Regions from separate parts of the Homo sapiens genome. Here region 2 is linked to region 1. Evidence: read pairs that join two places in POLR2A ChIA-PET (ENCODE). Cell type or tissue: A673. All regions are shown on one strand.

The links. Peaks named below come from ENCODE experiments on the same cell type or tissue, not always from the same donor. Only the 100,000 strongest peaks of a DNase experiment are listed, where the experiment ranks them.
Region 2: POLR2A ChIA-PET joins it to region 1 with 6 read pairs; 1 of 35 experiments calls an interaction of 5 or more read pairs at or near these places.

Annotation. Positions count from the first base shown.
Region 1 is chr15:44,381,171-44,385,170 of GRCh38, forward strand. The region is part of intron 8 of GOLM2 (golgi membrane protein 2); the gene reads left to right. Among named protein-coding and RNA genes, the nearest start is that of CTDSPL2, 44 kb to the right of the region's middle. In A673, no CTCF peak of the experiment used is centred here; no DNase peak of the experiment used is centred here.
Region 2 is chr15:43,996,733-44,000,732 of GRCh38, forward strand. All of the region lies in intron 1 of FRMD5 (FERM domain containing 5), which reads right to left. Among named protein-coding and RNA genes, the nearest start is that of WDR76, 170 kb to the left of the region's middle. In A673, no CTCF peak of the experiment used is centred here; DNase peaks (open chromatin) are centred at 2,109 and 3,679.

The DNA of each region.
Region 1 (4,000 bases):
AAGGTTCTCATGTTCTCCATTGTTAAATAATAAATTTCAGGTGAGTTGACTTTTTTTAAAAATACAATTAGTTCTTATGAATATAAACTTTTTTGGAGAAATGAGAAAAATATATTTTGATAGGCTTACAAATGAAAACTTTGATTAGGGAGGAGAGAAAATAAATAGTTTTGAAAAATGGAACATTCTGGGAGAAACATACACTCTGGGGGATTGCCTTAGTAGATTGCTCAATACTGCTTCCTCCTCCATTCCCTGCAATTGCATTTTCCTCATTTAGATGTTAGAAGTATAAGAAAAAATTCTAGTAGTAGAATTTGAGGCAGGAGAGTGTCCCTTAGATCAGCTTCCTTAAACTGTGCTTTTCACTGGTTCTGCTTTTCATGGCATCTTCTTACCTTCAATTCTGAATAGACAGAATCTCTAAAAGCTTCAGTTTGTCTTTGGTTTATTTATTTATTTTTAATTTTTATCAGTCACCAGGAGTAAGATCAAGTCTTTGGTTTTTATGATGGCTTCTGTCTATGGCAGCAACTGTGCAGAGCACTGGTTAGGCAGTTATTTGTACAAAGATTGCGTGTAAGCTAATAATTGAACAATGTTATATTTGTGAATTTATTCAAGGTATTTTATTTTATTTCTTTATTTTTATTTATTTATTTTTAGAGACGGGGGTCTCGCTTTGTTGCCCAGGCTGGTCTTGAACTCCTGGGCTGAAGTGATCCTCCCGCCTTAGCCTCACAAAGTGCTGGGATTACAGGCGTGATTCACTGTGCCCAGCCTATTCAAGGTATTTTTGTTGATCTTGTAACAGTTATTCAAATTTATTCATATATGTGAATGTATAGTTTGCATTAATTTAATTGGCTTTCCTTTCTTTTTTCTTTTTTTCTGTTTTCTTCAAATAGGAAATTCCTTGATATTTTAAAGCATATCTGTGTATCTTGACCAAAGTATTGTGTGAAAAACATTTTTATTACAAAGATTTAGCTAACATTTTAAATATAATGAAAAAATATTTCCTCAAAATTGGGTTGGGGGATTGGCCTGAAAACTTACATCTCAACAAGAAGAGGTGTACAGTAAGAGCATAACAAATAAAATATCTTAATTTGATCACTTAAGATTTTCTTCTTTTTTTTTTAAATTTTTTTTGAGATGGAGTCTCACTCTGTCACCCAGGCCAGGAGTGCAGTGGCAGGCAGGAGTGCAGTGGTGCAATCTCAGCTCACTGCAACCTCCGCCTCCCAGGTTCAAGCGATTCTTCTGCCTCATCTTCCTGAGCAGCTGGGATTACAGGTCCACATCACCATGCCTGGCTAATTTTTGTATTTTTAGTAGAGATAGGGTTTCACCGTGTTGGCCAGGCTAGTCTCGATCTTCTGACCTCAGGTGATCCGCCCGCCTCGGCCTCCCAAAGTGCTGGGATTACAGTCATGAACTACTGCTCCCGGCCAAGATTTTCTTCTAAACTTATATTTATTCTATACATTTTTTTAATTGTTGCCTTACCTGTATATATTTTTTTAACTGATATTTGGGTAAAGAAGGTGGTTGGAAATAATTGCTCGGAAATTATTACTCTCTACAATAATTTTGAAAAGAGCCTAGGCATGGTGGTACACAACTGTAGTCCCAGCTACTTGAGAGGCTGAGGCAGGAGAATCACTTGAACCCGGGAGGCGAAGTTTGCAGTGAGCCAAGATTGTGCCACTGCACTCCAGCCTGGGCAACAGAGCGAGACTCTGTCAAAAAAAAAAAAAAAAAAGAAAAGAGCCTATTGAGTTTTAAACCCTCACTCCATATTATTTTCCATTTATCATTAATGTATATGGAGAGTTGAAATCAATGCATGCACAATTTTGTGATTTACTTTGACATTATTTCTTACATTCCTTTTTACTTAATTTAAATTTTTATTAATATATACACATATATTCTGTATATATTATATACATATACAGAATATATGTATACATATACATATATTCTATTGTGCTTAGGCAATAATAACAGTTTACTTAGGTCTCCTCTCATTGTTTAGATCATTTCGTATTTTCTCATTGTAGCTGTCATGATTGTTACTATCATTTTTTTTCTCCAGTTATTTCCTGTTCTTCCTACTTTGCGTGTTCCTTTAAAAGTATAGTCCTCAGAACGAAATTACTGGGTCAAAGCACTTGACTAGCTTTATAGCACTTGTTAAATAGTGTCAGATTGTTCTCTAGAACAGTTTTAAAGTGTCACTGGAGTTATTTAAGTTTAGGGGTTTCTCTGTGGCCTGGCCACATTGATTTTTATCGTTTTTATAAGGTATTTAGAATATAACGTTTCCTTAAAAATGTTTTAATAATCATTTATTCTGGTGGCCTATATTTATGTGAGTAATTTTATTATAATTATTTCTTGGTATATAATCTGTGCATCAGTTTTGACCACTTAGCCTGAAAACTTTGTAGATTTGTTCTATTTATTTGTATCAACTCTTTTCTTTTTCTTTTTTTCTTTTTTTTTTTTTTTTTTGAGACAACGTCTCACTCTATCACCCAGGCTTGGAGTGCAGTGGTGCAGTTGTGGCTCACTGCAGCCTTGACTTCCTGGGTTCAAATGATCCTCCCTTCTCACCTTCCTCAGTAGCTGAGACCACAGGCATGTGCCATCACACCTGGCTAATTTTTAAAATTTTTAAACAAAAATGAGGTCTCGTTCTGTTGTCCAGACTGGTATTGAACTCCTGTGCTCATGTGATCCTCCCATCTCAGCCTCCCAAAATGCTGGGATTACAAGCGTGAGCCACCATTGCCCAGCCCCGTATCAAATCTTTATAGATAATTCAGATTTATCACAGTTTTCCTCTTATATTGTCGTTCCTGATATAAGACTTTCTTATGCTTTATCATGCAAAAGTTTTTTTAATTAAAAATAATTTTTTGTTTTGGTAAGTTACACGTAAAATTCACCAAAATGTACAATTCAGTGGCATTTAGTGCATTCACAAAGTTGTACAAACTATCACCACTCTAGTTCCAGAATATTTTCATCACCCTGAAACAAAACTCTGTACTCTCCTACCCTCAGCACCTGGCAACCGCTAATTTGCTTTTTTCTCTCTGTCTATGGAGTCACCAATTCTGGATATTTCATATAAAAGGAATCATACGGCCAGGCGCGGTGGCTCATGCCTGTAATCTCAGTACTTTGGAAGGCTGAGGTGGGTGGATCACAAGGTCAGGAGATCGAGACCATCCTGGCCAACATGGTGAAATCCCATCTCTACTAAAAGTACAAAAATTAGGCCGGGCACGGTGACTCAAGCCTGTAATCCCAGCACTTTGGGAGGCTGAGGCGGGCAGATCACGAGGTCAGGAGTTTGAGACCATCCTGGCTAACATACTGAAACCCTGTCTCTACTAAAAATACAAAAAAATTAGCCGGGCGTGGTGGCGGGCGCCTGTAGTCCCAGCTACTTGGGAGGCTGAGGCAGGAGAATGGTGTGAACCCAGGAGGCAGAGCTTGCAGTGAGCCAAGATCGCGCCACTGCACTCCAGCCTGGGCGACAGAGCGAGACTCCATCTCAAAAAAAAAAAAATTAGCTGGGCGTGGTGGCGCATGCCTGTAATCCAAGCTACTTGGGAGGGTGAGGCAGGAGAATCACTTGAACCAGGGAGTTGGAGGTTGCAGTGAGCTGAGGTCACGCCACTGCACTCCAGCCTGGCAACAGAGCGAGACTGCATCTTAAAAAAAAAAAAAAAAATCATACAGTATGTGACCTTTTGTGTCTGGCTTCTTTTATTTAGCATAATTTTTCTGAAGTTCGACCATGCTGTAGCATGTAGCATCTATCAGTATTTTATTTCTTTTTATGGCTGGATAATATTCAGTTGTATGGATACATTTTGTTTATTCATCTGTTGATGTATATATGGGTTGTTTCTATATTTTGGCTATCGAATAGTGCTTCTATGAACATTTATGTACAAGTTTTTTTGAACATCTGTTT
Region 2 (4,000 bases), 380 kb before region 1:
TTTTGTATACCAGTTTGAGAGCCATTGTTCTGGAATTTGCTGCTCAAAGTGTTCTGCATGTTGAAAATGCAGAATTTTAGGCTCTATCCTGGATCTACTGAAAGCAGAAACCATCTTTTAACGAGATCCCCAGATGATTCATTTTCACATTAAAGTTTGATAAACACTGCTCTTGAACAGTGTCAACCTTGGCTATATATTAGAATCATGTGGGGGGCTTTTAAAAAAATGATACATGCACTGATATTTCTTTAAAGCTTTCCAATGATTAAAACATGAATATCACTGAACTAGAATGTACAAACACAAATATCTGCTCAGGTATACTCTAGTCATGATGAGAAGAAAGAAAAGAGAGAAAGTTTGAACTCCCACTTTCAAGAAGACAGACACAGGGGACCTACCTTAACAGAAGAATGCTGCTAGCACCAGAAAGAAAATGACTCTTATGATGATAAAGGCCTGAAGGGTAACTCCCAAATTTCATCTCACAATACTCTAACTACTATGCTTGTTTACGGCATCTTTGCTCTACCTCTCTAAAACCAGCCTTCATTGTTGTCCTGTTCTCTGCGCACTCCTCTCCCCAATCCACACCCAAAGATTCTACTCTTGAGATTCCTCAAGAAAACATATTTTTGACTCTAGGGAACAAAAACGGATCAAGCTCAAAAGAAATTCCCCATTCTGCAGTAAGGTTGCAAAGGATATATTCTTACCAACACATTCTCTTGTGGTTCATCTCATTCCCTTCAGGGTGCCTGCTGGCAATGACACAGGATACCAGAATTGCTGATAGAACCTAGTCTGTCTCCATAGGAGAAACTGTCTCCTTGCCTGTTGTCTCCTTGCCCCTGAGCTTTCTTGATGTAGTTCTACTACCAAAGTGAGTGGATTTTTCCCCTGGGCCTGATTTCTATTCTTTTTATATTATTGAAATCTAACAGTGGCAGTTGCCTCCCCATAATCTAGACAATGCTTGCAAATGATGAAAAGGAAACACGTCTATCTATCTCTACTCTTTATAGAAAAATCAGAATGATCATGCACGCCACAAGAAACAATTAACAGTTTCAGTCCATATGACTTGTGTTGTTTCCAAACAACCACAATAAAACCATAATGACAACAAAAATATATGTTCTTCAATGTTCATGACATTGAGATCTCCGGTCTACTTCCAGTAGGCCTCTTAAAGGCCTCTTTTTCCTGTCTTAAAAAAAGTTATTATATATATTTAAGGTATACAACATGATGTTATATTATATATAGTAAAATGGTCCTTTGTGTGAGGTATTTCCTACATCACACTAAAGAGACTTTGTTAGATAATATAATTAACATCTTCAACTGGTTCAATGTGGAACTAAGGTATTGTCATCAGGGATATAACGATCATAGCTGCTTACAGGTGGTATATGATCTGAAGCTATGATTCCTTCTCCACAAAATGGGGATAAGACTATCGCCTTTTAGTTCTGCTATCAAGATTAAATGAGATAATAGATACATAACTTTGTAAATTGCAAAGTGGTCTACAAGATTTAGATATGCTTATTATTAGTTGGTAGGAATGAGTGACATATCCTGGAAGACAAGTAAAGAAATCATTTCCAGGACACAGCAAAAGTATTAAAGGACAGATGAAGTTCTCTGATGGCAAATCTCTGCACAGGTGACCAAGGGTTCTATTTCTAGTTTCCTATTAAAGGTAAGAGGCAACACTAGACATTGTCTTTGACATTAGTTTCAAGCAAGCAGACTGATCAGAGGCAATGCATATGTGATCCAACACTCCACAGAGAGGGTGTCTGTCAATTCTGTCATGACCATTAGGCTCTCTACCTTATTCAGTTTAAGTACATACAAATCCCTAAACTCCACTGCCATTCAAACTGGCAGACACTAAGGCTTGAGCACTAAAGGGAAAACAAGGGGTGCTTTTTCAGATCTAATAATGGCTGGCCAGAGGATTCTATCCCTGGCAGCACAGCTGCTTCTACCAGGAAATTGATGAGATAAGCTTGTGAGATGATGGCTGATTTCACATCAGGAAGTTCAGTATGATTTGAATGAAAGACTCCGCATTCCAAGACTCCGCCCTGCCGTGAGATAGGCAGGCCTATTTCTATCCAGCTGCTCTCTACCATGCAAAATGACGTCACTTTCTAGAACACAGACAATCTCTGGGAACAACCTGCTGGCAAGCAAGCACCAAAACTTCTGGAAAAAGAAAATAAGCTGTAATCATCAAATGCTAGGGATAGGAAACAAACAGACGATAATTTCATTCCTCAGCTGTTAACACTGTTTTTTCTCTCTTCACAAGTTGCTTTCATTTTTATTTTTTTTTCAGACGGAGTCTCCATCTATTGCCCAGGCTGGAGTGTGGTGGTGTGATCTCGGCTCACTGCAACCTCCACCTCCCAGGTTCAAGTGATTCTCCTGCCTCAGCTTCCTGAGTAGCTGGGATTACAGGTGTGTGCCACCACGCCTGGCTAATTTTTATAATTTTAGTAGAGACAAGGCTTTGACATATTGGCCAGGCTGGTCTCGAACTCCTGACCTCAGGTGATCTGCCTGCCTTGGCCTCCCAAAGTGCTAGGATTACAGGTGTGAGCCACCGCACTCAGCCTTTAATTATAAGTGTGCAGTTCAGTTGTGTCAAGTACATTCACACTGTTGTGCGACCAATCTCCAGAACTCTTCATCTAGCAAAATCAAAACTCTACACCCATTTAAAAACTTTTTTCCTAGTATGCAATTCATTATTATTATAGTCACCATGCTGTATATTCGGTCTCCACAATTTACTTATGACTGCAAGTTTGTTCCCTCTTACCAACATCTTCCCATTTCCCTACCCCCACACCTGACTCCTGGTAACTACTTTTTTACTCTTTTTATGCGTTTGACTTTCTTAGATTCCACATATGTGAGATCATGCAGTATTTGTCTCTGACTTATTTCACTCAGAATAATGCCCTCCAGTTGCATTCATGTTGTCACAAATGGCAAGACTTCCTCCTTTTTACAGGCTGGGTAGTATTTCATTGTATACACATGTGTGTGTATCTATATATGTGAATACACACACACATATACAATGGAATATCTATATCACAGATATATGTGTGATATACAGATACACACATACATGATATACCATTTTATATTTGTGTGTGTGTATGTATATATATATATATATATATATGCCATGCATATATATATATATATATATATATATATATATATATGTGCCATGATTTCTTTGTTTTTGTTTTTTTGGAGACAGCATTTCACTCTGCTCTGCCACCCTGGCTGGAGTGCTCATTGCAGCCCCAAACTCCTTGGGCTCAAGCCATGCTTCTGCCTCAGCTTCCCTAGTAGCTAGGACTATAGGCATGCACCATGCCCAGCTATTTTTTATTTTTTTGTAGAGACAGGGTCTTACTATATTGCCCAGGGTGGTCTTGAATTCCTGAGCTCAAGTGATCCTCCTGCTCAGTCTCCCAAAATGCTGAGATTACAGGTGTGAGCCACTGCACCTCACCCTACCACAATTTCTTTGTCCATTCTTTTGTGAATGAACACTTAAAAGATTGTTTCCATTTCTTGGCTATTGTGAATAACGCTGCAATGAACATGAGAGTGCAGACATCTCTTCAACTCATTTCCTTTGGATATATGCCCAGAAGTGGGATTGCTGGATCACATGGTAGTTCTATTTTTTTTTTTTTTTCTTGAGACAGAGTCTCGCTGTATCCCCCAGGCTGGAGTGCAGTGTCACAATCTCGGCTCACCGCAACCTCTGCCTCCCGGGTTCAAGCGATTCTCATGCTTCAGCCTCCAGAGTAGCTGGGATTATAGGCAAGTGCCACCACACCCAGCTAATTTTTGTATTTTTAGTAGAGACGGGGTTTTGCCATGTTGGCCAAGCTGTTCTTGAACTCCTGATCTCAGGTGATCCACCCACCTTGGCCTCCCAAAGTGCTGGGAT